Regions from separate parts of the Homo sapiens genome. Here region 1 is linked to region 2. A link is a contact called in ENCODE Hi-C or POLR2A ChIA-PET data. All regions are on one chromosome and are shown on one strand. The core of a region is the stretch at or near the end of the contact, and the rest is flanking DNA. Distances in the headings are between cores, read along the strand shown.

What was found. A loop is a pair of places that touch in the nucleus more often than their neighbours do. ChIA-PET counts read pairs that join two places held with the same protein, here RNA polymerase II (POLR2A). Pooled maps may share reads with other maps.
Region 1: a loop to region 2 is called in a pooled map, with 12 times the contacts of the local background. The contact joins the enhancer-like site here to the promoter of MYCN in region 2. A Hi-C loop is called at or near these places in 1 of 168 maps with a recorded cell type or tissue (Caco-2) and 5 of 50 pooled maps. POLR2A ChIA-PET finds 5 or more read pairs at or near these places in 2 of 52 experiments (A549 and Caco-2).

Annotation. Positions count from the first base shown.
Region 1 is chr2:16,406,198-16,408,897 of GRCh38, reverse strand. The region is part of intron 2 of LOC107985855 (a long non-coding RNA gene); the gene reads right to left. Among named protein-coding and RNA genes, the nearest start is that of CYRIA, 260 kb to the left of the region's middle. Within about 2 kb of position 1,402, at least 2 of the 41 ENCODE cell types and tissues checked have a DNase peak (open chromatin) inside an H3K27ac peak, as active enhancers do.
Region 2 is chr2:15,939,105-15,941,804 of GRCh38, reverse strand. MYCN (MYCN proto-oncogene, bHLH transcription factor) reads right to left here and starts at 1,255. Exons shown (of 3, transcript NM_005378.6): 1 at 1,062-1,255. It overlaps MYCNOS (MYCN opposite strand), which reads left to right and starts at 120. Exons shown (of 4, transcript NR_110230.2): 1 at 120-273; 2 at 708-831. RefSeq lists an enhancer at 1,127-1,657.

The sequences.
Region 1 (2,700 bases), core at 153-2,652, 470 kb before region 2:
TATAAACTCCTGCCTGGGGCAGAGGCAACCCTATGCCGTGGGCTACTCTGTTCAGGAACCTGCATTCCAACAGCCTTATCTCATTTCTCTTCCCTCCTAAGAACATTCCTATGCCATGGGTACAGAGCCAAGGGACCATCTCTAATGTTTCTTATGGCAGAGACCATTTCTGCTCAGCAAATATTTCATGTGCTCCCCTACATTTTCCAGTTTCCCTTGTGATTAGAATAGGGTCATATTCACAGTTTTGGTCAGAATGAATGGAAGTAATTTATATCACTTGTGGCTGAAGCTATCCCAGGAATGTATGCCTCTTACTAGGTTGTCAAAATCTTGGATGAATAGTCCTCACATCATGGCCACAAGATGGAGTAAGGATGCTCACCCTCATCTGATGTCACCTGAGTGAGCTGAGTGAGGAATAACTCTTCTTGTGTTAAGCTATTTCAATTGGGGGTGGGGGGGGGGGTTGACTCTTGGGACAGCTAAAACTAATTATCCTGATGATCTATCCTCCAACTTAGACCCAAGGAGGAGCATGTTTTGAAAATATTCTCTTCTACCGTGTATGTAAATATTTCAAGAAAATGCTCCTTTGTGAAAAAATTTTAGGACATGGTTATGTCTGCTTCTGTGAACAAAAACTACCAAGAGAATACTTCACATCTTTTATATATCAAAGTCTCAAGCTCCTTGGGCTGCAATTCTATCAACAAATGTTACAAATACACTTGGATTCTTGATCTCATAACACAATATAAATACACACTGGTGAGATCTTCTTCAGTGCTTTCGCAGTGCTAAATACCAGTGATGAAAGCAAAAATATGGTTTTCTGTAACCAGATGCTCTACATGGAAAGAATGATATTGCTTAATCGTTTCATTAATGCCTTCTTTTCTTTGTCCTGGAAAATGCTGTTTTGTCTCTTCTTTTGATGTCCTTCCCCAGCATGTTTGCTATAAGACGACTCTAACCCTTCCTCTGATCTGCTTTCCTAACAAGGATTGCAGAAGAATTCTGTGCAGATGCTGAAAGGCAATATAGAAAGAGGAGGTGGTCTTTGAAGCCCTGTGCCAGAAGTGACCACATATCCCCAAAGCAGCATCGGGAGCCACAGCAAACATTTACTTAGCACCCACCTTATGTCAGGCACTTTGCTAAGAGCTTTATCCCTTGCCCCCATAGCAACTCTACAAATTGGGCCTGCTATCACCATTGTAAGAGAGGACACTGAGTCTCAGAGAGGCTTAAAAACGAAGAGCTGTCACACTCCAAAGCCGTGCCTTTTCCATGACATCATGGGCCTTCCATTCAGATGCCGTTGCCACTAGCCAGATGCCTCCAAGACATCTGGCTGTTGGCCAGTCTAAGAAGGGAGCAGGGCGGGGACAGGAGCTAGCCCCTTGAGCACCTACTAAGTGCCGGGACTGTGCTAAGTAAGGCTTTCCCCAGCTCAACCTGTTGCCTAACCTTGCGCCTGGGGATCGGATGACTCGGGGCCTCCTTCCAGGTCACACGCGCCTCCTTTATTAATGTGATAGCTGCCACTGCACTTCTTTTTAGTGAAATATTTTGGGCCACTCAGTCAGTTGTTTGGGTTCAATGAGAAATTGATGCCTCTTTATTCAAAGCTCTGTCAGGAGCTTGGAAAACATCATGCTACTTTGAAAAATGAGGGTTTTTTAAGATTAAAAAAAAAGCCCTGATGATTTAAGAACTTCTCTGGTTGCCAGTTGGCCCCACTCCTCCTCTGGGAGCCAATCAGGAGCGACCATGGTAATAAAAGAGTCCCTCTCCCCCTTCCTGGCTGCTTTCAAGAGTGATTAGTGGAGGGGATTCATAGGCCTTGGTTTTGTGTTGTTTTGTTTTGGGGGGGGGGTTCTTTTTTCCTTGCACTTGGAGAATAAGTTAATTATGATTGGTTAAAATTTGTGTGTTTTTGCTTTTATCCCTGAACCACAATTAGAGCTCCTGACAGCCTCCTGGCCCTCAGAAATTCCAGCTGGTATAATAATTGATAACCGTGGTTATGAATAGATTGGAAACAAGACTGTGAAAGAATGCCTAGCCACTTCAGAGGGTCATTTATAGCGTGCTGAAGGGAAAAGAGAATTTCAGGCCTGGAAAGCTTAGAAACAGAACGAGTTTTTATCAGTTTCCTTGACACTGGCAGATCAAAGCCTGGGTTGCGCTCTCTAAGGGTTACAGATAATGGGGTGGCCGCTAATTCATTCTGCTGCTGGAGCTGAGGCCTATTCAGAAGGGTAAACCAGGGAGTTTTCATGGTGCTGCTTTGTAGTCTTTATCACAGGACCAATGCAAGAATCACCTTTTTATTTTAATGAGACATTTGAAAAGTATTTGATTCCCTCTGGCTAGGGGCTCTTTCTCCCGGCTGAGACAGTAAGAAAGGATTGCCCAATGGAGCTGGATTCTCTGAAAGCAATAGTATCTGCATTCTACCCACCTGCCCCCCTTGTCAGTTTAATAATTTCAGTGCAGGCAAAAGCTGGGCACGTGGGAAAGGAACAGAATTTCAGAGAATATCCTGAAAACAGAATATTTTCACTTGCTTTTTTTCTAACAATGAGGTTGTCCGCAGAGATGCAAGTTCGATCCCAACTCCACCGTTCTCTGTGTACAACTTTGGGAGTAGATTTATATCCTTTCCTAAAGCTCCTCTTCCTCATCTGTGAA
Region 2 (2,700 bases), core at 6-2,505:
GTGCCTCTCGCTCCCTCCCTCCCGCCCTCCTTTTGTGTACAAGCTGTCTACGACAGGGGGTGGGAGGGGGCATGCAGATGCAGGGGGTGGTGGCGAGGCTCCGCAACTTTGGAAACTGCCATTTCATTCACACAAGGCACTGCCTGGGGGAGGGGGCTGTTCCTGGCTGCAGAATTCTAGCTCTCACGAGCACGCAGACAACCGCACTCGCAGCGGTGTGGGGCCGGCTGCTCAGGGGAAGCCCCAGGCTCTCCGACCCAGCTACCGGGAATGGTATTTGGAGTACCTTCTACCCCCTTTGTAAAAATGCAACCTCAGGAGTGCAAATGATAGCAGGGGATTTAGAAAACTTTGCAAATAAAAAAAAGCCTTTCTCTAGACAGAGACCAACAACAGACACCCATATCCACAAATCCTTCCCCTCCCCAAATTTGAGCAAACGCCCCTCGGCATTCACCCGCTGCAGGGATACTCCTGCCAATAGCTTAATTGGAAGCTCTCTAAGCCCACCCCTGCTCTTCCAAACCCACGACAACGTCCTCTTCCAGGGAGGGAGAGGCTGAGCCCCTGTTCCCGGGAATGGCAGGGGCGCCCGCGCGAGGAGGGTCGCCGGGAGAGCCGCCTCTCCTCCAAGCTGGAGCAGCCGTGACCCAGATTGCGACCGCGGCGGCCTCGCCCTGCCTAATCCCCCCCTCTTCTTCCTCCAGGGGCACCCTTTGGAGAAGAACCCCAGCCTGGGGTGGGGACGCACCGGCTCTCCGACAGCTCAAACACAGACAGATCTTCTAGAGCCGAGGGAATTTCTTTTCGCAGAAGCCATTACTCCCCCCGGTAAGGGCTGCAAAAGGATTAGGGCGGGTCTCCTCTAGCCAGGATGCCTTCGGGGCTGGAACTGGCTTTTCTGGGAAAACCCAGAGATGGTTTTGTTTCGGAAGCAGAAACAGTCCCCCGGGCATATTAGGGCGCCCGGTGCGCACGTCGCAATCCCGTCCAGGGCTTGCCTTGCCCCGGCGCTCGTCGCTTCCCTGGGCGCCGGGCGGTTTGCAAGCCCTGCTCCTTACCTCCCGCCGACTGCAGGGGATCCGGAGGCGATTCTGCGCGGGTGTCTCCGGGTGGGCCGGGGGGGCGGGGGTGTCCTCGGATGGCTACAGTCTGTGCGCGCTTGCGCCTGGCTAGCGCTTGCTCGGCTCCAACACAGTTCCCAGGAGCCCCCCGCATCCACCCAGCGCGTCCAGACAGATGACTGTCACAGCCTGCGCTTTGAAGCTCGGGGGATATTATTAACTGAAAAATCTGACACACCCGGGGGGCGGGGAGAGAAGGGGGCTGTGGCGCAGACAAGGGGGAGGGAGAAAGGAGAGGAAAGCGGCTTTACCCCGCCCTCCTGATTTCCATAAAAATCAGGGGAGGCGCCAAGGCTTTCGCGCCAAAAGCCACTTGCTTTTCTTTGCAGAGAGAAGGCTGCAAAGCTGGGAAGCCCAGGGTGTGCTCCTCCCGCCCTTTTGGACCCCCGGGCTTGCACCGGCTGCACTCTGAGAACCAGCTGCGCGCGGAGCGGTGCAATGCAGCACCCACCCTGCGAGCCTGGCAATTGCTTGTCATTAAAAGAAAAAAAAATTACGGAGGGCTCCGGGGGTGTGTGTTGGGGAGGGGAGACCGATGCTTCTAACCCAGCCCCCGCTTTGACTGCGTGTTGTGCAGCTGAGCGCGAGGCCAACGTTGAGCAAGGCCTTGCAGGGAGGTTGCTCCTGTGTAATTACGAAAGAAGGCTAGTCCGAAGGTGCAAAATAGCAGGGAGAGGACGCGCCCCCTTAGGAACAAGACCTCTGGATGTTTCCAGTTTCAAATTGAAAGAAGAGGGGCGCCCCCCTTGTTTGAAAATAAATAAATAAATAAGTGCGAGCTACGAGGGTGGCGCCGCGGTGGTTTCTTCGGCCGAAGGCGACACCTCGCGGAGACTGAGCAGAAAGCGGAGCTGCCCGGCCTTGGCGCGGACCTGGAGTGCGGCCACTCCGCAGGTCTCCCGCCGCCCCCGCGGGACTGTCCACGCGTCCTCACCACTGCGGAGGAGGAGGCGGCCTGGCTCTGCTTCCTAGGGGGAATGGGCGTACGTTCCCTGCAGCCGTCCCCAGGGCTCCCAAGTTAACCTTTTCAAAGCCACCATTCTCCCCAGTTATGGGCAGGCGAATCTGATTTACCGAGATGGAAGTGCTGTCCACACCTCCTGAGACCCAGCCTCGGCTCAAACAGCTTGATTCCAAACTGTTGAAGGGAAAAAGGAAAGCTGCTGTCACTACTTCGTTTCTTTGTGCCTCAGTTTCCTCAATTGTGAAATGGAGTTCGTAGTGCCTCCTACCTGAGAGTTATGAAAGCTCTTATAAGTCCCCAGCCCATAATAGTTGTGTCAGCTATTATTATGATGATGACCACGACATGCTATTCTTCTGGGGAAAATAACACCCCTCTGTCCAGCAGCAGCATTGGCCCCTTCCCTTCCCGCCACCATCAAATCCTGGCTTTACTTCACTCTGGTCTAGCTTTTCTTACAGGTGTATTTGTTTGCAGGGGGTCAGACATTATTGCCCCTGCCCTCCAAACTCTCCAAAAACAACCCTGATCTCCTGGACAGCCCCCTTCACAACCAAATACACAGTGAGGTGGGATTTTGCCTTGAAAAACATTCCTTAGGCTTGTTTGGAG